Regions from separate parts of the Homo sapiens genome. Here region 2 is linked to region 1. Evidence: chromatin loops called from intact Hi-C (ENCODE). Cell type or tissue: heart right ventricle. All regions are shown on one strand. Each heading gives the region's core, and the rest is flanking DNA. Links, peaks and the distances in the headings are about the cores only.

Region 1 (12,024 bases), core at 1,916-9,915:
TGCCTTGAGCCCTCTGACCTCCACCCTTGCCAACTCCTCCCTTTCATCTTCCATCTTCTCTAAGAGGCAACCTTGGGTAGTAACAGACAGCCCGAGAGCTGCAGAGTCATAAGGCCTCCATTGGACTCTCAAGTGTATTGCTTCCTAAACTTTTCTAAGCACCAATCTATTTGCAGTGCCTGCTGGCCAATGATGTTGGATGGGCAATGTTTTTATTAATTTAATTTGCCTTACAAGTGAAAAGTTGGTATTTCTTCCCCTTTCTGCTTCCTCTTTTACTCTTTCCTCTTTTCCTCCTTCCCCTTCCTACCCCGTCTTCCCCCATTTCTTCCTTCCTTTCTCTCTTTCTCCCTTCACTGTCTCCTCTGCCCCTCCTGCCTGCCAGTTTCTGCTGTCTTAGCTAACACCCACCCCACTTTTACAGGATGTCGGCCATTTCTCCGCATCTACCAGGCCATGCAACCTGTGTACACATCTGGCATCTAGTAAGTATTACATGGGCGTGAGAGGCCAGAGAAGCCCAAGGCCCAGGGCTAAGGACCAGGTCAGAAGGTTGGGGAGAGGAGAGAATATTCTCAAGAGGGCTGAAAGGACAGAGTCAGAGAGGTTTCCCACTAACCCTGTGGCGTAGGGGCAGCAGGGAGAAAATGCCCCTCCCTCATCTCCCCTCCAGCAGCCCACTCTTTTTCTGCCCACCTCTCTCCCTTAGCAACATCCCAGGAGACAGCCAGACTAGCGTCTGCATCACCATCGAGCCAGGACTGCTCTTGAAGGGAGACATCTTGGTGAGTGCTGTCCTCTGTGTCAAGCCCCATCCTTGTTTATTTTCTCTCCCTTCTTTTCTTACTCCTTTCCTGCCTCTTGGGACAAGACAGGTACTCCTCCTGGGCTGCCAGGCTTGGAACCATAGGCTCTCAGGGCTCTTGGAAGACCTTCCAGTCTCACACAGTCTGTGTCTCTCACCCTGGGCTTAGCTGTTGTTCTGGAGCATCTCCAGGGAAATATCACTCAGCGTGAGCTGTTACCTCCTGGCTTCTTATTGGTGACAAGGACTCTCTGAATTCTAGCTTCAGTTCTTCCTGCTGCCATTTAAATCCATCTTACTTTTTGCACTCTGACTTGTATGTAGAAACTTCTTGGGAGGACATTTTTGTCCCCAGAGGCCAAGACTGGCCTCCAATTCTCTGCTGTTCTAGAAGTTTCCCCACAGAACTCTGAGATCCTGTTTGGTGTTGATGAGCTCTCCCTCACCGGGTTTGGGGTGAGCCTTGGGGGCTCAGTCAGCGGAGCTGATAAGGAGGCTCCCTGGGACCTGACCTCCCAGCCTCAGGCCCCTGACTGGTTCTGCCCGTCTTCCCACCCAGCTGAAGTGCTACCACAAGAAGTTCCGAAGCCCAGCCCGAGACGTCATCTTCCGTGTGCAGTTCCACACCTGTGCCATCCATGACCTGGGGGTTGTCTTTGGGAAGGAGGACCTTGATGATGCTTTCAAAGGTGCGCTCCTTGAGTGGAGCTGGGGGTGGGCACCCCTGTGGCAGGGAGAGGAGCTCAGTTTGAGACGATATGGTGGGTATGGGGACCATCTTTTCTGGACCATGTGGTCTGTCTAGTCTCAGGGTGATGGTAGGAGAGAGTTGAGAGAGACTTGGGAGAGAGTTGAGATTGGATGGTCTGGGAATTCCAGTTGTTAGTAGAAGTGGAGATAAACTCCTCCCAGTCCTTGGGCTGTTTTATATCTTGCAGCCTTCTATGACTTTCCCTGTCTCTCCTTCATCTTGTCCTCCCAGTTTGTCACATGTGTCCTACTGACAATCATTTTTTTTTTCAACATTCACTGGGCATCTGCTTTGGGCTAGGATCTGTACCAAGTGCCGGGGATACAAAGTAAAACATGGCATGGTCTCTGCCTTGGTGGAGCTCAAAAATCTTGTTGAGTTGGGAGGCAGACTAGCAGGGGATAATTACCCTGCAGGGCAGAAGAGCAGTAGTGGAGGGGTGTGGCAGCAGCAAGGGGGAACCATTTTCTGAGAGGAGAAGAGGTGGTTGGGAAAGGTTTGGTGTTTGCTTTTGCTTCTTTCTTTTATCCATTGGAAGTTTTATCTATATCACATTAATGCCTGGGACATATAAATACACATTTATTTACCCATCTCTCTCTCCATCCACCAATCCATCCTTACACACATCCATCCATCCATCCATCCATTCATCCATCCGTCTGTCCATCCATCTGTCCATCCATCCACCCACCCATCCATCTATGCACCCACCCATTCATCCATCCATTAATCCATCCCTTCATTAATCTGTCCATCCATCCACATATTCATTCATCTGCCCACCCATCCATCTATCCATCCATCCATCCATCCATCCATCCACCCACCCACCCACCCACCCACCAAGCATCACTTGTGTGTCTGTATGTGTCGGGCATGTGCTAGACCCTATAGATATGAACAGAAAGAAGTCAGGCCCTACCCTCAGGGAGTTCACAGTTTCCTCAGTGAGAGACACACAAACATGATACTATGAAGTGTTGCCTGAAGTGATGGAGACACGCACAAGCATGATAGGTGTCCCATGGAGCAGATGCCATCCTTGCTGTAACTTCTTTTCCTACATGCAGTGGGCAGTGATCTGTGTCCAGAGTGGGCTCAGGCGGAGAAAGACTGGACCTGGGGCTTGGAGGAGGGTCCAGATCTCCTTAGTGTGGTCTGGCTCATGTAGAAGGGTGTTTCTTTAATGAGCTCTCCTTGCACTGGAGCCAGAAGATGCCATCATAATTACAGTACAGAATGTAAATGATAACAGTCTTAACAAGGAAAAATAAAGGCATAGCTGATCAAATAAATAAGGGATTGGGCAGAAGTTGAGAGAAGGAAGGGTCACAGATTTCCTCCTCTTACGTAGTGGGAGTCAGGAGATACCATCGAAAATTGACATATCAATAAATAGAGGCATGGCCAGGCACGGTGGCTCATGCCTGTAATCCCAGCACTTTGGGAGGCCAAGGCGGGAGGATTGCTTGAGGCCAGGAGTTTAAGACTAGCCTGGTAAATATAGTGAGACCCCATCTCTACAAAAAATAAAAAAATTAGCCGGGCATGGTGGCATGTGCCTGTTAGCACAGCTATTCCAGGGGCTGAGGCAGGAGGATCACTTGAGCCCAGGAGTTCAAGGCTGCAGTGAGCTATGATTGCACCGCTGCACTTTGGCCTGGGCAACAGAGTGAGACCTGGTCTCTAAAAAGAGAAAAAGAAATAGAGGCTTAACTATCTTATTTAAAGTTTCAAAGATAATCAATAGCATAAATAAAAACAATAATCTAATCAGATTTAAGAAGACAGGAAGTAGGGGTAGTAGTATAAGTGAACCAAATTATTCATATTAATAGTGGTCAATCCATAGAGGTTATTTAAAATTCATGTCTGGCTGGGTATGGTGGCTCACGCCTGTAGACCCAGCACTTTGGGATGCTGAGGCCGGTGGATTGCTTGAGCCCAGGAGTTTGAGACCAGCCTCAGCAACACAGCAAAACTCCGTCGCTATAAAAAATACAAAAATGAGCCGGGCGTGGTGGCTTGCACCTGTAGTCCCAGTTACTCTGGAGGCAGAGGTAGGAGGACCACTTTGGCTTGGGAGATTGAGGTTGCAGTGAGCTGTGATCGCACCACTGTACTCCATCTAGGGTGACAGAGCAAGATTCTGTCTCAAAAATATAAATATGCACTCCAGGCTGGGCGACAGAGCGAGACTCCATCTCAAAATAAATAAAATAAAATAAAATAAAATTGGGATCTAGAAATAGTGGCATAAAAATAGTGGCTATTATTTAGAGTCTTAGAGGTAAATTGCTAGTAGAAAAGCAATAGAAATAGTTAGAATCAGTGACCTCATTACCTCAGGCAAGTAGGACAGGGGCTAGAGTGGGCAGGAAATTTAATTTCATTGTATAGATATAATTTCATGTATATATGTATAAATATACATTGATTATTATTATATTATTAACCATGTACATATATGGTATTTTAATTTTTTCTAGAAGAAAACTTTTTATGGAATCCTTTTTGGGACTTTTTGCCTATTTTTATTTTTCCTTCTCTTTTTCCAGATGATCGATTTCCAGAGTATGGCAAAGTGGAGTTTGTATTTTCTTATGGGCCAGAGAAAATTCAAGGTATAAGCCGAGTTAGAATTCATTCTCTCACTCCTTCCTTTTATCCTGACCCTATCCCCAGCACCCTTCCACCCCTGGTCTGTTCCACAGTGATCAAGTTATTTTTGAGAGGCAGGCCATCAGTAAAGGATCTGGGTTTCAGAGTGGACCCCTAGCTAAACATGAACCAGTGACTTAATCTCTGGATAATAAAAATAAAAAAGCAGACAGAGAGGCACTGGGTTGGATAAACTGTTCTGGTCCCATTAGGTCATCAGCCTGTTATATTCAGAGACTGAGGTCCTTGGTAGATGGAGGGAGTGGCTGGCGGGCAGGGGGCACACAAAGGTGCTGGATAGAAGATGTGTATTTATGAGAACTGAGGTGATTCAACCTGAAGGCTGGTTTAATAATAACCTTGAAGCCTCTATACTGGTTATAAGTGGAGACCAGTTGTTCACCATCTTATTCGAGAATGGAATGAAAGGAGATGAAGTTAGGTTATGGGCAGAGGGACTCTGGATAGACTAAAGAAAGGACTGCCAAGCCAGGAAGGTAACTCACCCTGACAGACTTGACTAGGAGCTATGCTGTCTTTGAGCCAGGTTTTTAAAAATTTACTTATTTATTTTTATTTTACCTTAAGTTCTGGGATACACGTGCTGAATGTGCAGATTTGTTACATAGGCATATATGTGCCATGGTGGTTTGCTGCACCTGTCAACCCATCGTCTACTTTTAAGCTCTGCATGCATTAGGTATTTGTCCCAATGCTGAGCTGGGTTTTCTGTGGATGGCTGGGAGATTCTGCCGTGCCCCCTAGGTTTCTGTCTGGAGCGGAGAGCGTTTTAAGAGGGGGCAGGGCCATGCCTGGGATGACCCTTTGGAGGCTTTATGTCCTTTCAATGTCGGGGCTGTGATTTCCCTGCTGTCCCTGATCCCACGTAGCTCATAAGCAGCCTGCCCCCCACCCCCAGGGTCTGACCCCAGGGGCAGACTTTCTAGTCTCTTGGCACTGCCTCAGGAGCCCCAGGGACACAGAAGAAAAAGAGGCAGGTACCCAGCCAGGGGTCCTCCCCGCTTTCTTCCAGGGGGTCTTCATTCTTCAGTGCCTGTCCTGATTTACCCCTATGACCCGGCATGAGCCTTTTCAAGAATGTGAGAAACTAGACTCCCAGTTCTCAGTCCAGCTTAAGCCACTGGTCCCGCCCACCACGCTCAAGAAAATGAGAAGTCCCTCAGGGAGCCTCTTTTGGGGAGCTTGTGGGCTTTCTCTGTTTTTCCAGCTGCTGATCTCTTTTCCCTCTCTGCACTGTCTCCCCGACTGCCGCTGCCTTTCCCATCCCACTTAGGCATGGAGCACCTGGAGAACGGGCCGAGCGTGTCTGTGGACTATAACACCTCCGACCCCCTCATCCGCTGGGACTCCTACGACAACTTCAGTGGGCATCGAGATGACGGCATGGAGGGTAGGTGGGACCTAGTGGCTCCCAGCCCCTATCCAAACTGCACAGCCTCTGCTCACATGACCTTGCTTCTCTTGGCCTGCTTTCAAGAGATCTGGGTTCGAGAGGAGGCAGAGGGGAAGTGTGAGGTACCTCCGAGAGCTCACCGTTAACTGGGGGAAGATAAGGCACATATATGAATGTATTAAATAAAAGTGAGGACAGAGCCAAAGAAGGCAGCAAAATGGCCACAAGGGGGTTATCGTGGAAGTGTGTTGCTACAGCCAAGTAAGTTCCGTGGACAGTGAGTTCTCTGGGATTGGCAGGGAGGGATTTTGAGAGCTGGAGTGATCTGGGAAGGCTCCTTGGAGGATGTGGCCTTGAGTGGAGCTTGAGATACCCCCCACTGTGCTGCAAAAACAGCATTTGTCACATGTGTATTAAACCCACTGTTGGGTTTCTTCAGGCTTGCTGCCTGAGTTCTCTGGGGTCAGAGTACTAGGAACAGAGGCACAGGATCTAGGGCCTACAAGCTTTCATCAACAGCCAACAAAAATGTTTGAGAGCTGGGAACAAACTGATAGGCTCTGAAATTTGAAAAGAAAGCAGCAGAATTGAAATTAATACATGTTTAATTTAGCTACAAACCTAACATTATGTCAAATGGTCCACTGCAACTCAGGTCGTCTCTTGAGAGTTCTACATGCATTCTATTTATTTATGTGGTCTATCTGCATATGTGTAAGGAGACGTGGGGCGGGCTCCGAAAGTGAGCATGCCCAGAGCCCAGGAACTCTTGAGATGCCCTGCCTGGGGTTTGGCCACAAGCTTCTTTTCTTGAGTTGGTCGTAGGACTGCAGAATGTTGGAGCTGGGAGGACCTTCAGGATGGTCCAGCCCATCACCCATCTGTGTTCAGTTGGGGTGACTGAGACCCTTCCCAGAGGCAGAACCTCCTGATTTACCCCCGTGACCCAGGATGGCCCTTTCAAGGATGCCAGCACCCAGCGTCTGGCTTCTCCTCCCAGCTGAAGCCAGTCCTGGGTGGGGCTGTGCCATCCTGGGGCCCCTGGGTCCCATGGCAGAGCTAGGTTAGAGATAGGTAGGCCTGGGGGCCTCCCTGTGCCCTCTTTCCTCTACACGGCGCTGTCTTCTGTCTCCCTCCCCAAGGTTTTGGATTTGATGACTCCTCTCTGAAAATCTTTGGGCCTTTCCTTGAATAAAGATTTCTCCTCTGACCTTGGGGTCACCAGAATGAGCACAAGGTTTCAGAGAGAAGTGGGATGAGGGAGGGTGGTTGGACTAGAATTTGGGGACTCACTGAGAGCACATTTTTTTACGTGCAACATTGAAAAGTGGATGGCCTGTCCTCACACCTGCCTCAGTTCCCAACCCCTTTTCCTCCCCCAGGGGCCCAGCACCCTCAGATTGGCCAAGACACCCCACCAGGCCCCTCCGACCCCCCAGGCTGCTTGTGAAAAGCACTCCTCCATCCCCGGGCGCTGAGCGGCCAAGCAGAAAGCAGAGGCTGGAGCGAATTTGTTCTGAGGTTTCAGTGGCTGCCAGCCTAATTGGTCGTTGTGCTGGGGATGTTTGCATTTTTAACAAGAACATTTGGCAATTGGAAAGAATTTTTACTGTCTCTCCATCTCTTCTTGGTGCATGGTCAATGCGATGATAAATGTAAAAACATTTAGTAAACTATAAAGTGCCAGGCAAATAAAAGGTAAAATAATTAACGGTGAGGAGGAGATGTGGGAAAGACGGGGCTTAGGATGTATTTGGCTGTGGGGGAAGGAAGAAGAGCAGACGGTCAGAGTGGGAGGCAGCCCAGGGACAGCAGAGCCGAGAGCGGCTCCCCCTCTCGGCAGAGGGCCAGCTTCTCAGCCTCCAGACAGGGCCCCTCTGTCCTTGCAGGATGAGCTGACCTTTAACTGACCAAAAGGTCCTGCTGGTTCCATCCCTCTGTCTGAGGGAATGGATTAGAAGGGAAAAAAGGAAGGGCGAGGGGGCAGAAGAAGCGGCCAGGGCCTTCCCTCACCAACCCTCTGTCCCCTCTACCTGCCTATAGCGGCCTTCATGAGAGGCAGTTAGTATGTGGTTAAGAATGCAGCCTCTGCAGCCAAACTACCTGGCTTCAAATCCTTTGACAAGGTACTGTCCTTGGGGCCTCGGTTTGACCTGCTGTAAAATGGGAATTCAGTCAACAAATCATTTTGAGCCCCTTGTGGGCAGCACGGCCTGAGGAAGGACTGCATGTGGTGTTTTCTTGGGGGTCCGTGACACATTTGTGTCAGCTGTGGCCAGTGTGTCAGGCGCCTGCAAGACATGGCTAAGGGAGAAGGCCTGGATTTACCATGCACCAGCCATGGCACCAAGAACTTGGTAGTTGCCATTTCATTTGATGCTCCCAGCCATTCTATGACTCTTATTATGTCCAAATGGGGAAACTGGAGCACAGAGGGGTTAAGTAACCTGCCCCAGCTTGCCAAGCCAGTCAAGAGCAGATCTGGGTTTCAAGCCACCGCGTTGCCCCCTGTGCTGTCCTGGGTTGGCTGACGTCCCTAGGGGCCTGCTTTGGGCATCTGGTTTTGTGGCAGTACCTGGGTCCCACTAAGCCTAGTACCTCTCTGGCTGCTACCTCTCACCCATGGACAGAGAAAGTCAACCCATCCTGACTGTTAGGAAGAGGGAGGGTTAGGCGAGGGGGGTGTGCTGGAGCGTGGCACCCCGGAGGCCACTGGGCTTGCCCTGAGGCAGGCGTTCAGCAAGACTTCAGTGCAGGCAACAGCTGAGCCCCTGGCCCGACCCACAGAGAAGAGTGTGGGCCGCTCACTCAGGAATGCTTCTGATGAGTGGCAGGCCTCTCGAAATAGGTAGAGGGAAGGGTGTCCAAGGTGACCTGGGGCCATTTCTGAAAGTGGCCCCCTGCCTACCTCTTCTATTTCAGGCCCACTGCGGGAGGGTGATAGTAGAGGCCAGACCATTCCCTCTGGAGCCCACCAGGAGACTTGGAGGAGGGGGGCAGGGAGCACCCAGCCAGGCAGTCAGCAGCAGATGTCATCTCTGGCCTGCATCCTCTCGTGTGGCCTGTGTCCCCACCTTGCCCTCTCCTGGCAGTGAGGCATGGCCAGCACCAGGCTCAGAGCTCCTGGTCCCCCAGGAGGCCCTCCTGCTGCCCCTGACTTAACCATCATCTCAGGAACTGCTCTGCATTTAACCCTTTCCTCACTGCCTGCAGCCCCCCAACCCAGCTCCAAGTTCAAGTTTACAGCTTGCAGCACTGTGACACTTAGAGCCCTCTCCCGAATTCTGTTGAATTTCTGTTCTCTGAAGGCTGACTTCTCAGGCTCAGGTGGCTGGGCTAGTCATAAAACCCGAGAGGGAGGGGGCCTGCCAAAGGGGCAGGAAACCCCGAAGTATGGGCCCTCCTTGGCATTAGCTCAGCTCAGCCTGTACCAACCCCATTTCCTGGATGAAGACCCCAGAAGTAGGCAGAGGTTAGCAATCTTGTCCAGGGTCATGAGACAAGATGTGGAGTTGATATTGGAATCCAAATCCCTTTCTACCTCCCTTGGAGCTCAGCTTAACAGCACCCCGGAACCCATACCCATAATCCTTCAGGTGGCTCCTTCAGGATGGTCGTCCCATTTCTGAAGCCCTAATGATGACAGGGGCTCACTACCACAAAGGGAAGCCCGTTTATGGTGGGACGGGTCCAGCTGTGTCTCTGTGTAGCAAAGTGTGGCTGTGGTGGAGACTTTGGGCTCACCTGCTCCTGGGCCAGGAGGAGGGGGGCGTGATGAGGGTGAAGAATCAAAGGGAAGCTCAATAATAAGGACCCTCGGACTGGACGAAGTTCTCTGTTGTGGGACAGTGGCTGGGAGGACAGTGCCTGCCATCTTGGGGACCCTTTACTCCCAGAGCAGTGCCTTCTGGTGAATCCCATGCCTGAAGTATTATTAATCTGCTCTGGCAGCCACAGCAAAGCACCACAGACCCAGGGGCTTGTTCAACAGAAATGAATTTTCTCATAGTTCTGGAGGCTACAAGTCTGAGATCCAGATTTCAGCAGGGTTGGTTTCTCCTGAGACCTCTCTCCTTGGCTTGGAGATGCTGTTTTCTCCCTGTATCTTCACATCATCTTCCCCCTGCTTGTATTCTTACCCTCATCTCTTCTTATAAAGACACCAGACGTATTGGAGTAGTGCTCACCCTAATGATCTCTTTTCACCTTAATTGCCTCTTTAAAGGCTGTATCTCCAAATACAGTGGCATACTGAGCTGCTGGGGGTTAGGGTTGCAAAACAGGAATCTGAATGGGGGAACAGTTCAGCTCGTCACACCTGAGAAGGAGTTTTCTGGGTCACATGTATTTGGATGCCCCAGGCCTTTGATCCTGAGTGGGAGGAAGGAAAGGTCAAGGACAGGTGGTGGGGAGAGGTCTGGTTCCCTCCTTGCGGGCACCTCTGCCTCTCTCCAGTTAGATCTGGAGCCTGCCGGCTCAGTGCTCTGGCTAACACCAGTTTTGCAGCCTCCAGAAACCCCATTAGCAACTTGGCCTGAGTTCTGATGCCCCGTGCCCAGATTCCAGGTCCCCATGGGTAGGGGTGGCGCTGTGTTTTTGCCTCTGCTGTATAAAGCAGGCTCCAAATTCCTCCATAGTGTTCCGGGGCAAGCCTTCTCGGAAGCAAGCCTTGAACCAAGGGATATGGACTGCCCTCTGCCTCTGAGAAGCCTGCAGGCTGACCAGGCCTGGGTTCCTGCCTGCCTTCTCATCCACCCCCCACCTTTCTGTGACTTCCTTGGACATCAGTTGTTTAGAGTTTCTCTTGACTCAACAGAGAGGATGGGAACAGGGGTTGGGCAAGTGAGGGGTGCTCTCAGAAAGTAGATTTCTCAGGGATAAAGGACAGGGTGACTCAGGGGAATGACAAACCTCCCAGCCTGGCTGACAAGGGTGAGGGGCTGGTGTCCACCCCACTTCTGCATCTCTCCTGGTTGGCGCCCATCAGTCTTTCCCTTGTTTCCATGGACAATCCCACCAGAACCGGGGGCTGGTGACAGGGGGCCTTGGTTTTGTGCCCAAGCTTCTCAGCCCTCAGGGGAGATCTTCTAGTTCTAAAGGGTGCCCATCCACTCCCCAAGTGCTTTTGTCTGGGTAGGGGAGGAGCCTCTGCCTGGAGCCAGGAATCCCTGTTCTGTGATGACTTCTTATGAGCTGGGCTTATCCAAGGACTCTGTGATACTTTTTTTTTGAAAGAGGAAAGAGGGAGGGAAAGAGATACAGCAAACAGGCAGAGACCAAGAAGGAGAAAGAAATAAATAGATGAGAGACATGGAGAGATAGACAGGCATGGATAGATATTGGCCTGGGAGGCAGAAGATTTGGGTTCTGGGTGTCTCTGGTAACTCTTTTTCCATAGGTCCTTTTTATTTCTTATGAAATGTGAGGGCTGGAGTAGATAGTATTTCTTTCCATTTCTTTGAGCTCAAGCATTGTGTCTTTTCATGACTTGTGAAGACCTAAAAGGGGCCTGCCAGGCTTCCCTCTCAGACTTTCGCAACCCATGGGCTTAGAGCAGGAAGGAGCATGGCTTAGTGGTTCTATCAGTCAGGAGAGGCTCAATTATGCCACAGTGACAAATGATCCCACCTTCTCAGTGGGCCTGACCCAACAAAAGCATATTTCTGCTCATACTACATATCCACTGGGGGTCAGAAAGGTCTCTGTTCATCACAGATACTCTAGGCTGAGGGCAGCTTCATCTTGTAGGTGCTTCCTTCACTGCTGCAGCTGTGGGAAGAAGACACCATGGCTTGCACACTGCTCCTGCCTAGAACTCACATGTTTTCCTTCCGCTCATGTTTAATTGGCCAAAACAAGCCAAACACCCATGCCTAGCTTCAAAGGGGGCAAGGAAGTTGTGCATAGAGGATGAGAAGCTGGAAATAAGGTTGAACAGACCAATCTCTAGGAATTAAGGCTATGGGACCTAGAACCAGAAGATCTGGTTCTAAGCTCTATTGTTTATAGGTGTGTTTCTTGGCCAAGTAACTTTGCCTTTCTGAGATCCAAATGTCTTAATTGTAAAATGGGTTCAATAACAGTACTTTCATTATAGCATTATTGTCTGATATACAATGAGGTAATATACATGAAATGTGAAAAGCAGAGTGGCGCATGCCATGCTGGCAGTGATTTGTGTCTGTTATTATTATTATTGAAGTGCTGGAGGAGAGAAGATACAGACATGATTTTAGCCCTCTCTTCTTTAGAAAAAGCCGCGTTCCCCTTGCCCCTCTACTCTCTGGGAACCATCTATAGCTGGCTCTGTTCTGGGAACCCCACTCTTGGGAGTCAGGAGACATGCCTCTGACATCAACTTGCTATGTGACCTTGGAAAAATTACTTCCC
Region 2 (12,024 bases), core at 2,104-10,103, 55 kb after region 1:
TGTTTTAAATGGACTGTGTGTGTCTGTGTGTGTGTGTGTGTGTGTGTGTGTGTTGGGTGAGGGTAGGAAGAGGGATGAGAGAGTATTATAGAGAAGGTCAGAGACAGCTGCAAAAGCCTGCGTGTGTGGTATAAGCCATTGCAAAGTAAAGGGACTGCAGCGAGAAGCTAAGGGCCTAGGGGTGGAAATGATTCTCTCAAGGTTGGGGCCAGAGCCAGGGCAAGGTTGCCATTTCCTGAGTCTTTCCCTTTATCCTTTAAACTGTTCAAATGTAGAGAAATACGGAGGCGGGAAAGGGCAGTGGAGCCAAAGCGCTGGGCCTCAGGGTGGTTCCTCGGCACCGTCTCCAGCCCCCCAGCCCTCACTAAGCGTGCCCTCACGTGCCTGGCGTGTCTGCCCTCCTGCCCACCTCTCACTCCCTGTGTCTCCCCTCTTCTTCCTGGCACAGTGCGGTCCCCCCCGGGTCTGGCCAAGACACCCCTGTCTGCTCTGGGCCTGAAACCTCACAACCCAGCGGACATCCTGTTGCACCCCACAGGAGGTGAGTTGGGAAGAGGGAAGATGGGGAGGGGGGCCAGGGGGAGGAGGACTCCTGTGGTTCTGGACAGAAACCCGGGTCTCAGAATCTGGTCAGCAGCCAGCTTTGTGCCCACACTGAGGTCAGGCCTGGGTTGGGGCTCTCTGTGTAGGGGTTGGGGGTGACAGATTTCCTTGCAGCCTTCCTGTCTGTTGACTTGTGGAGTTTGCACAACTCCCAGCCTCCTCTAGCTTGAGGCTTTGGAGGCCTGGTCTCAGTTTCCTTGGTGGTGTTGAGATCTCTGCTGGAAGCCACACATTCTAGGTGTTCAGGCCCTCGGGTACACGTACATGGGCGCACATACATGCACACATGGGTACACACACATGTACACACACACACATAGAGTCAGAGAAGCATGCCCCTGCTGCTGTGTGCCAGGGCCTCTGCTGGCAGCCCAGCTGGCTCTGCTCTGAGCATCCACGAAGCATCACAGGCATTCACCTGGCATCCACAAGGCATCACCTGGCATTCAGAGTGGTCTCTAGGTCTGCCTCTTCAGGCCCAGAGAACCCTACCAGAGAAACCCATGACTAGCAGTGGCCATCATTGCCTGCCGTTTCCTCGATCCCCTTGCCCTCAGCCCAGGTCTTCTCCTGACTGTCAAAGGACCTGCCACCTCCGGGCTTCTGACTCTCCCTGGCCTGTGCTCATCCCCCATCCCTACTCCCGATGCTGGCTGCATCTTACTCTGCTGCTGAGGAGAGCAGCCCAAGCTCTGAGGAAGGAAGGAGGATGGCTGCTCGGCCTCCCTGGGGTCAAACAGCCTGTCCTGTTGGCACGGTAGAGGGCAGGGCCCTGGGCCTGTCTGGGAGAAGGTGCTCCTCTGAGCAGACACCACCCCAGGTTCACACCTCCTACCTCCTCCTCCCATTTCCCAGCTCCTCTCCTTCTTATGGTGGAGGGAGACAGGGCTCCCTGGGCCCTTGGTGGCCATGTGGGGCCACTGAACTCAGAAAGCTGCTCCCTGGACTCTGGTTTTAGGGCTGGGTGGGGGCTATTGGGGTCAACTTTACTTTTTTCCTTAGTTACCAGAAGACGGATCCAGCCAGGTAGGTGGGCAGTGGCATGCATTTGTGACCCATGAAGCCACGCAGCTGGGCATAGCCTCCCACTCAGAGTGTCGGCATGGCCAGGGACACTGAGCCACGGGGGATCAGTAGAAGGGGGCTGGGGGCTGCCTCTCACCAGCCAGCACACTCCTGCTTGACACTTGGCCCACAGAGCCCTGGGCACAGGGGCTGCGAGGGGCTCAGGCTCCTGAGAGCCGGGGACTCAACTATGCCTCGGAGCCTTGGGGTCCTTTGCAGGGTGGGCCTCGGCCTTCCCCTTGGAGTCCTTCTGTGGACAGCGCAAATCGGCCCTGGCCTCACCCCAGCTTTCCCATCTCCGTTTTCTCCACAGATTCTCTTTCTCAAGAAATAATCCCTGTTAATCTCTTTCTCTCTTTTTCCTTTTTTGCTCTTCCTCATCTTCACCACCTGCCCTTCTTTCCTGCCTCTCCTTCCTCCCACCTCTCTTCTCGTCTTCCCTCAGAGGAAGATGAGGGGAAGGTGGTGGTCAGGCTGTCAGAAGGTAAGTAGCATTTGCTGTGACTTCCTGCTCTCTGGGTCTGGAAATGGCTTTTCAAAGCAGGGCTTGAAGAGGCTGGCTGGAGGCAGCTCTCTTTCCTCACTGGGACTCAGGCGACCAGGCACATGGCCTTCCTGTCCCCCAACGCTTGGTGATGAGATACCACCCTGGACACCTCCTGAGTCCTGATGGGGGAGCTTGTAGCTGCCAGGCGCTGGCTCAGGCACAGCCAGTGTCTGGGGGCTCCTGCAGTGTCACCTTGTTGACCAAAACGCTCCTCTTGCACCTTCCTCTCCCAGCGCCATTTGCACCAGCCTGCCTGGTGTGCAGCAGCTCATAGAGGTAGACAGGGAGGGACTCAGATCCCCTTTCCCGGGACGTGCTCCACAGGCATTTCTCAGAGAAGAGATTCTCCACGTTGGCACCACTGACGTTTTGGCCTGAATGACGCCTTTTTTTTTGAGATGGAGTTTTGCTCTTGTTGTCCAGGCTGGAGTGCAGTGGCACGATCTCGGCTCACTGCAACCTCTGCCTCCCAGGTTCAAGCAATTCTCCTGCCTCAGCCCCCTGAGTAGCTGGGATTACAGGCATGCACCACCACGCCCAGCAATTTTTTTTTTTTTTTGTATTTTTAGTAGAGATGGGGTTTCACCATGTTGGCCAGGCTGGTCTTGAGCTCCTGACCTTAGGCGATCCACCCACCTTGGCCTCCCAAAGTGCTGGGATTACAGGTGTGAGCCACTGTGCCTGGCCCTGAATGACTCTTTGTTGTGGGTGCTGCCCTGTGCACTGTAGGAGGATTAGCAGTGTCCCTGGATTCTACCTGCTAGATGCCAGTAGCTCTCACTCAGTCATGACAATCGAAAATGTCTCCAACATTGCCAGTGTCCCCTGGGGGGATAATTCTCCTGGCGCAGAGCCCCCATCTTACAGCCACGATTTGCCCTCTGGAAGCCCTGCCTGGTTTCCTATCAACACAGAAAGTACTAAGTCTGTCTTTCGGGGATCTCAGACAACTTCGCGTGTTTCAGGAAATCTATGGACTCACCGTGTATACAATAATGCATTGGGATTCCCATGCACGTAATTCTGAAAAGCAGTTTCAAGGAGTTGGCATGTCTATGGGTCCCAGAGGAACCCCTGATTTAGATGAGCCCTGCACTGGGCACCAGGGAAGCAGAGAGGGGGCATAATCAGGTGGGAGGCCTTGGACACACCAGGAGCAGAACTCGAGTGAGGACTCAAACCAGCAGGTGAAACAAAGTGGGTGCCAGCCTGGGCGGGAGGCCAGGGTGTGGTTCTGGGCACTGGCATCCCCCCCTCAGGAAGATGGGGCAAGATGGGTGCTGTGATCACTTCCAGTTCTGATGGGTTAGGTGTTCTGACTTCCCACCTGGGCCCTGGGCCGATTGGCTGGTTTTCTCAGGCCTATTTCCCATTTTCCTTTGACCACACCACCTTGATTTTCCACCCCCTAAGCGGGGATGGCCTGTGCTCCTCTAAATCTGCTGTCACCCAGGTAGGATGATTGGAGTTTCCCAGAAGACTTTGCCCTCTCCTGACCAGCTGGGGTTTGGGCAACAACATCAGGCTGCTCAGGGGCTGCAGAACAGGGCAGCTTCCAGAGACAGAACAGGTGGGCCACAGCATGCTTCCCTCTGCTGGGAACGGCCCCTCCTTGCTCCCCCGCAGCCTCATGCTTGGGGAAAGGGCTTTCTCCCAAGCTGGAGGCTGACTGCTGGTCCTGGCAAGGCAGGAGCTGGGAGAGAGAGTCTAGAATTAGCTGGAGCTCAGAGCCAACGTTTCTGTGCTTCAGATGCCGGACCACGCAATAGGCTCTCAGCTCTCCTCGCAGCTGGTTGACTTTAACAGACCAGTGGTATCTCAAACACTCTCCAGTGGGAAGGGCCATGGGGTGGATTATCCAGCAAGCTGGCAGAGCCTGGTGATTGTGTCTCTCACTTTGGGGTGACTTCAGGGGCGTGGGCCTCGACAGGACTGAACTATCTGCCAATTGCACCTGCTGAGTTACTCTCATCTTACAGGGCCCCAAGTGCTCTGGCCAGAGCCACAGAGTTTGGAGGGGAAGGTTCTTAGGGGTTAACTCAGCCACACCCATCGTTGTCACAGATATGCAGCTGACATCAGCACTGTGGGTGGTGTTGGGGGATCTGCCCAAGGTCACAGTTAGGAGGTAATGGAGCCAGACTGGAGTTATTGGTCTCCTGTCTCTTCCTCAAGTGGCCATTTCAAAGTCCTTCTCCTGCCTGCAGGCACCGTGCCCTGGGATTCCAGCGTGGGAGTTGGAATTGCTGCCCGTGGCCTGGGGAGTGGAGCGGGGAAGGGGCAGGGAGCAAAGCTGTGGGCAGCCAGTTCCTTATTTCCTGACTCATGTGCCACTGCCCGGGTCAGACTAAAGCTCATTCTTTGCTGACCCTCTGAGGCTCTGCTTGATTTCCTTGCTGATACTTTGATGGGAAATTCAGAAAAAAATGCCAGTGAGGCAAAAATGGCCAGAGGCAGGATTATTCGGCTTGGGGAAAAGAATAATTTGAGGGATGTCTGCTATGTCCCAGGCGCTGTGCGAAACACTTTACATTCATTCATTCTTTCATGCATTGATTCATTTATTCATAATACTTTGTGCGCTGACTGTTTGCCAGGCTTTGGGAATATAAGGATGTGTTAAGGCAGCTGGTGAGGAGAGTGATGCCAACAGACATTTCAATATTAGGCAAAAGTGCTGAGCTGAGGTAGGAATAGGATGTCATGGGGGCTGGGAGGAGGGGGCATGTGGCTCAATCTAAAATGTTTGGAATTCTAACTTTTGAGCTTCTAGATCTGGGACCTGGGGGTTTCCATATTCCCTTCTTTCTTTCCCACCCACATGTCTTGATTTTAGTTAGGGTGGGTGTGCCCCTTCTCTCCAAGCAAAGAGCCTCTTTGGGAGACAGAAAATGCACTTCAGGGTGTGGACAAGGAGCTGACAGTGCCAGACCGGAGGAGCCCAAGTCACCCTGTGCTGCAGCTGCTCTTCACCGCCAGCAGCCACTTGGCAGGGTTTGGGCTCCTGGAATGTTCTACATGAAGCACCCTCCCTGTCCCCACCTCTCCCGCCCTGCCCAACTCCCTGTAGCCTCTGATGCAGCTGCTCCAGGATTGGAGGGAAGGAGGAAAACAGCAGGAGAGGTGGTGCGAGTGAGGAGTGGAGGAAGGCAGGGATGGGCGGCTAGGAGCAGCGGAGGCAGCAGCAGGGCTGGTTCTGAACACTGGGCCTGGAATTGGCAGGAAAGAATTAGGAAGAACTTTCTTTCCTGCCTCTTCTCACCTGATCCTAGCTGGGCAGGTGGGTATCCTCATTCCCACTTTGCAGATGAGGAAACGGAGTCCCAGAAAGTCTCTAGTAAGTGCACGGGTGGTGGGTGAGGGGAGAGCTTGCAAGTAGAAGTATATTGTCCTGGGGTGGGAGAGAGAGAAAGAGCCAGGGAATAAACAGAAAAAGGAAGCATTTTCACTACGGAGATCTGCATCTGAAAACTTGGGAAAACTAATGTTTAGCCCTGAAGATGGGTTTTAAACAGTTCTGGAGATGAACTCAGGAAATCAAATAACTTCTCAAAGGTCCTTCCCGCTCTGGGTTCATGAGGAGTAGAGATTGTATGGAAGGGCTTCGTTCATCTCCACCCCATGATCTGGGACTGGAAGGGCAGGTAGGGGTGGCAGTGGGAGGGCAGACCAGCTGACCAAGGAAGAGGATGCACTGGGAAGGAGAAAGGAGGTGGGGGCCCGGTGAGGGCAGGGCCAGGTGGGGCTGGGTCTGAGTGGCCTTGGCTAGGTTGGCCACCCAATGCACAAGGGCTGTTTCCAACATTGTGGTCAGAATGGATGCTGCTGCTTCTCCCTGGGCGAGCCATCCTGTTCCCCAAGTTCAGACTCCCAGTGTCTTGAGAACTCCTCTGGTGTTCTGCAGTTTAGGAGCTGAAGGGGCCAATGGGACTGTTGCCTTAAGAACTTGGCCATGCTATCGAGCCATCTCAGGGTTTCTAATACACTGTCCCATGGGCCCTCCATGCAATCTTGCCATCAGACTCCCAGGCTGCAGCTCAGGTGCCTGTGTTTAGGCCAGAAGCAGTTAGTAGACCCAGCCTTGCCTAATGGCAAGTAAGCACCCGCAAGCCACAGGCTTGGCTGTGTCCTGACCACAGGACGGGGTGGTGTGGCCCACTTTATCTCAGTTTTACTGTTGCTAGCAGGGGTACCTGTACTTCTTTAAAAGGGTGGGGCGTAGGGCAATGTGAATTGCTTACCTAATGTGTGGGTCAGGGGCCTGGTGGGAAACTGATGGTTCATTCCAATGGAGCAACCTAGGACAGTTGATGGACTCTTAAAAGGTCTGGGCAGAGCAGTGAGGGATGGTAAAGCACCCCGAGTGCTCCCTATCAGGAGCAGGGAGCCATCCTCCCAGGCCTTAAGGAACCAGGAGGGAGCTGGAGGGCAGGGCTGCTGACTGGAGTGTGGCTAGAGGGAGGTGGGTAGGGGATGTAGCCACTGGCACCTTGCCCTTCTCTCTCCCTCCCTCTCATACCCTGCCAGTCCCTCCTTACTAGCCAAAGGCCAAAGCTATCCTGAGCCAGAGACTAAGGGGGTCTGGATGACATAGTAAATAAAAGTCTGCCTTCAGGGATGCAGATCAGGGTAGAGAGTAGATCAGGAGCGACGTCAGTGAATTGGGGAAGAGCACACACCTTCACAGTGTCATTCACATAGGTTTCAACTTGAACTTCAGGGAATGAGAAAAATGGATGTGTGCCTCTGAGGTCTTACTATGTGTCTCTGGATGGGGCTGGAGGGTAAGGATCATGCTTCTGTGACTTTGTGGAGCACATGCAGATTGAGGGCCTGCTGTGTGCCAGGTGCTGTGTGAGGGCTCGGCACACAGATCAGCTAGGCAGGCTCTGGGAGCCCACGGGCAGCCAAAGAGTGGCTTTCTCTCCCTGGCTGGGAGAGAGGTGGTGCCGAGAGCCGTGGGGACCTGGGTGTAGCCATGATGAGTGCCTGGAAGGGTCTGGGAAGAGTTTTCAGAGAGTGACCTAGGGTGGCAAGAGACGGGAGGGGAGAGTGGACTCTGATCTTGGGTGTCATTTGCATGGCTGTGGGTGAGACTCCCTCTGATGTTCTCTTCTCCCAAGTTGGGTTACCAGTTGCCCAAGACTAAAGACACTCACTGAAACTATTGGCTTCCCGACTTGCAGAGGGTTGTATGTGCAGTGGGTAAGGGCAGGTTGGGGCCAGACTGCCTGGGTTCCTTGGCTGACTGTGCCCCTTGCCAGCTGTGACCTGGGCAAGGTACTTACATCCCCCGAATCCTACTTTTCCTGTATAATTGTTTGCTCTTTTTATCACTAGGAATAGCCCTATGGAGTTGGCTTTTCTCTGCCTGATGGGCTGAAGTGCTGGATAGAGCCAGCTCTGGGTGTCCTGTGAGCCTATGGGCCCTGTCTAGGTCACCCAGAGCCAGCTTGTGAGTCTGGAGACTTTGGTGCTAGTGTTCACTGCCACTAATTATCCATGTGTCCTGGCGCACGGCTCCACCTCTCTGGGCTGAGGAGATAGGTTAGATCAGGGGTCAGCACACTGTGGCAGCTGGTCAGATCCTGTCCACTGACTATTTTGGTAAAGAAAGTTTGATTGCAACCCAACCATGCCCATTCACTGTCCTGTTGTCTATGTAAGCTGTCACACCACAACAGCAGAGTTGTGTAGTTGCAACAGTGACAGCCTTACCCACCAGCCTAAGATATTTACTATTAAGTCTTTACAAAAAAGTGTACTGGGCCTGGTCAGGGGATATCTGCATTGTCTTCTAGTTCCAGCAGAGCCTCGTGCTTGGGTGGCACAGAATCCATGCCTTTGGTATGAATTTGGCCTGGGCCTTCTGCGAGGAGGTGGGTGGCCTGGGCTGGTTGAGGGAGGATTTCGAGGAGGCCTTGCTGGCACTGCCTACATGGATTCCAGCTTTGGGTGCCGAGGTGCCTGGTTCTACATCACCTTGTGCCTGCTACCTAGAATAGACCTCCCGTGCCTGCCTCTTTGCAGACAAACTGCCCCAGCCTTGTCCACTGTCTTGCTGTTGGGTGGAGGGGGTTCTGTATGGGGACAAAAGACAGACGGGCAGGCTGTGGCTGGAGCTGTGTGCAGACTCCATTGCAGCCTCTGGGTCCTGCTCTGTAAAGGGTCCTGTGCTGAGGGACCATCCTCTTCCGGGGTCTAGAGAGGCCTCTGGCCTGGGTGTAGGATGTCAGACCTGAGGGCCACCCCAGAAGCCACTCCACGGAGGCCATGCCCCTATGCAGCAAAGGCTGGAAGCACCCTGCTAGCACCCTGGTGACTAGGCTCCTTCCAAATTAAGGTTTTCTTTGGGCTAAGGGGAGGAAGGTTGCATTTCAGCTAGCTGGACCCCAGGCCTGTCACCCATGAGGGACCTGGAGGAGGGACCTGGAGGACCTGACTATTTTGGTAAAGAAAGTTTGATGGCAACCCAGCCATGCCCATACACTGTCCTATTGTCTATGTAAGCTCTCACACCACAACAGCAGAGTTGTATAGTTGCAACAGTGACAGCCTGACCCAACAGCCTAAGATATTTACTATTAAGTCTTTACAAAAAAGTGTACTGGCCCTGGTTAGGGGATCTCTGCATTGTCTTCTGGAGGAGACCTGGAGGAGGGGGCTCTTCTCCAACTCTGACCATTGCAGTCTTGGCCAGCAGGGGCTGCAGGGGCCTGGCCTCCTGAGGGATGCACAGACTCTGGTTCTTCAGTTTCTCAGGCTGATTTCAGTGGATGCCTTAGTTGTGGGCAGTATGGCTCTGTACTCAGGCCAGGTTCCTCCTGGGTAAGACAGGGACAGGGTGGGATTTGGAGGTGGTAGGAATGACATTCCTCCCGGATCATGGCCCGGGGTAAACAAGAGCGTTCTGTTGCTTCTTCCTCTTTCAAGCGGAGTTCGTTTGGGAGCTGGCCTCAGAGGCCGTAGAGGAGTTGGGCAGGTGCCGGTCTGGGAGTCGGGCCATCTGGGGACCTAGTCATTTCCCTTGTCGGGCCTCAGCATCCATCCTTATCTGTAAAATGGCCTTTTCTAGCGTGTGTCCCCCACCCCCTCTTAGGCTGTTTTGAACACCAGGTAGTGCCGTGTATAATGAGGTCCTCTGTAAACTAAACTGCTCAGTGCTACAGGAATGCCAGAGGTGGGCGATGGAATGTTGAGTTCCGCCTGGGAATGGGGTTCCCTGATGCCAGTCTCTAGAGGAATGCTGAGTGTGTCAGGCAGAGAGGGGTGGGTGTGTCTTGGCATCAAAGGGGCTGGTGAGTCTACAGCAGCCCCACAGGGCAAGACTCACCAGTGCAGGCCTGTTGCTAGGTGGCCAAGGCTGTTTCTGGATTCTGGGCAGGGGGTGGAGCTCACATGAACTCTGGCACTATCCTGGGATACAGGCAAGGCAGGGATGGACCTCTGGGCCCACTGTAGGGCCCCAGACTCTAGTGGCACGAGGAGAACCTGGAAGGGCCTGGGTGCTGAGCAAGATCATTGAAGAAAGAGAGCAGCCAAAGGGGGTGCCAGCTATGGACAGCCTCCTAGTCCTTGGAGGGAAGAGTCTCTGATGGCCATGTTCTGAGGCGGGGCCTGGGATCCATTTCAGGGCCCCCTCCTCTGAGCAAGGCCCTGGTGAAAGGTCACTGCAGGGCAGGGTGGGTCTGGGCAGGCAGGAGCCCTGCCTGTCCTTTGGGGGCTATTCCTATGTTCCCAGGCAGGAGTCCAGGAAGCTGTGTTCCAGGGGAGGTTGGGGGGGACCTGCACTGCACCCCTGTGCATCTGTGCTCAGTGTCTCTGTCCTCTTGCCCCTTCCAGAGCCCCGGAGCTATGTGGAGTCTGTGGCACGGACAGCGGTGGCTGGACCCCGAGCTCAGGACTCTGAGCCCAAGAGCTTTAGTGCTCCAGCCACCCAGGCCTATGGCCATGAGATACCCCTGAGGAACGGGACCCTGGGTGGCTCCTTTGTCTCCCCCAGCCCCCTCTCCACCAGCAGCCCCATCCTCAGTGCTGACAGGTAAGCCGGGAAGGGGCAGTGGGTGGGGGATGGGAATCCGGGCCTGGGACTGGGACGGGATGGGTGAGGCCTCCTGGATCTGTTGCCTATGGCGTGGACAGGCAGAAAGCATACCCAGATGGCGGTACCTTGCAAACCAGTTCATCAAGGTGCATTGAGGGCACATGTCCTGCGCGCTGAATCCTGTGGGGAGCCCAGTGACCTATAATTCCCAGGCCGCATTCAATTCCGCCCATCCAAAACTGTGCTGGAAGGAGTGAAGGGTACCACGGTGAATGTGGCAAAGTCCTTCCCCAAGTTGAAAATCTACCAACAGTAATGACTTATGTAGTGGGCTCATCCTAGGTACCTGGCACTTTGCTAAGTGCTTTATGCAGTTATTTAATCCTCGCAGCAATCCTAGGAGGTGAGCACTATTATTGTTCCCACTTTTCAGAAGAGGAACCTGAGGCATAAAGGTGCCACAGCTAAGCAGTGGCAGAAATCAGATTCAGGTGGAAGCGTGTGATTCCAGAGCCCGCATCTCTATCCTCTGCCCCAGACCTGCATCATGGCGCCCTCCCTGCACAGGATGAGAGTCAGATGGGCCCAAAGCCCACACATGAGTGAAGGGCTTGGAGCTCAGAACAAGGGGCCATTATTTCTGGCTAGGGATGCAGCGAGGATTTCTGAGGGCTGGAGGCATTTGTGAAGGGTGTAGAGGAAGTAGCAGGATGTTGAAAGATGAAGAAAGAGAGACAGGGCATTCCAGAAGGACAGCCCAGCAGGGACAGAGGACTGGGCTGTGGCCATGTTGGGAGTGTGAGGCTGAGGGCATGTGGCCTGCCATTAGGGGATGCCTGGGTGGATGGATGGCTGGCATCCATATTTCTGAGTGCATCACACAGAGATGAAAGCCCAGAGGTGGGTGACAGTCCCTGCTGACAGGCTTAGTGGAGGGGTGCAGCAAGGAGCTGCTTGACTGGGGTAGTGGGGGTGAAGGTGGAGGGGACAAAGAGATGGGATGACGGCATAGGAAAGGAGGGTTGCAATCAGCTCAGGCAAGGCATCGAGTGCCAGGCAAAGGAGGAGGACCTAGGAGGTGTCGCCCCCAGGAGGGGAGACTCTGCCCTGACCATCCCTTCTTCGCCGTGCCCACTGCCCTCCCTAGCCTGGGATGTCACAGAGCCTGCAAATTCCCCTGCCAGGCCCAGTGGGTCCAGTTTGCTGCACAGTCTACATTGGCTCAATGCTGAGCCTCCCCTGCAAGTGGGGGCACCATGGGATGACTAGGGGAGCAGATGAGCAGAGGCAACTGTCTTCTGGATTCTAAGCCAAGCATTCCCCTTCCCCAGCCTCTTAACAGGCAGCAGCCTGCGTTGCTCAGGAGGCCTGACTCTGGCCGAGGGTTGCATTTCCTATTTTAAAGGAAAGGGGATTTTCCTAAGTTGTCCCAGCCACCCATTGTTGATGTTCAGTGAGCCCTGGCATTAGGAAGTTGTTCATTGTTTCTCACTCAAATCCCTCCTGCTGAAGTGTTGGCCCTTTCCAGGAAGCTAGCCTTTCTCCCCTGGGATTAGCCTTCCAGAACTCCATTTTAGTGTCTCCTTCTCTCACCCTGCTCAGCCTGGCTCTGTCTCCCACTCCTCAGAATCCAGTTTATTCTGGATTATACCAGGAGGTGGCCTTCTGCTTTGGCCCCTTCTGGGATGCAAGGTAGACTTTGCCCTAGCCTGGCCCCTGACCTTCTCCTTGCCCTTGGCTCTTGCCTGGCCCAAGAGCACACCCC

What was found. Peaks named below come from ENCODE experiments on the same cell type or tissue, not always from the same donor. Only the 100,000 strongest peaks of a DNase experiment are listed, where the experiment ranks them.
Region 2: it touches region 1 in a loop (1.8-fold over the local background); 7 of 110 quality-filtered maps call a loop at or near these places.

What each region holds. Positions count from the first base shown.
Region 1 is chr2:217,874,505-217,886,528 of GRCh38, reverse strand. TNS1 (tensin 1) reads left to right here. Exons shown (of 33, transcript NM_001387777.1): 14 at 425-485; 15 at 710-785; 16 at 1,365-1,494; 17 at 4,118-4,183; 18 at 5,515-5,631. Among named protein-coding and RNA genes, the nearest start is that of MIR6809, 20 kb to the left of the region's middle. In heart right ventricle, for the core only: a CTCF peak has its summit at 5,840 (motif pointing right); no DNase peak of the experiment used is centred there; H3K27ac peaks cover 7,124 bases.
Region 2 is chr2:217,819,972-217,831,995 of GRCh38, reverse strand. TNS1 (tensin 1) reads left to right here. Exons shown (of 33, transcript NM_001387777.1): 22 at 449-541; 23 at 10,058-10,256. Among named protein-coding and RNA genes, the nearest start is that of SNORA115, 7.7 kb to the left of the region's middle. RefSeq lists an enhancer at 11,361-11,861. In heart right ventricle, for the core only: no CTCF peak of the experiment used is centred there; DNase peaks (open chromatin) are centred at 4,192, 4,265 and 5,217; H3K27ac peaks cover 8,000 bases.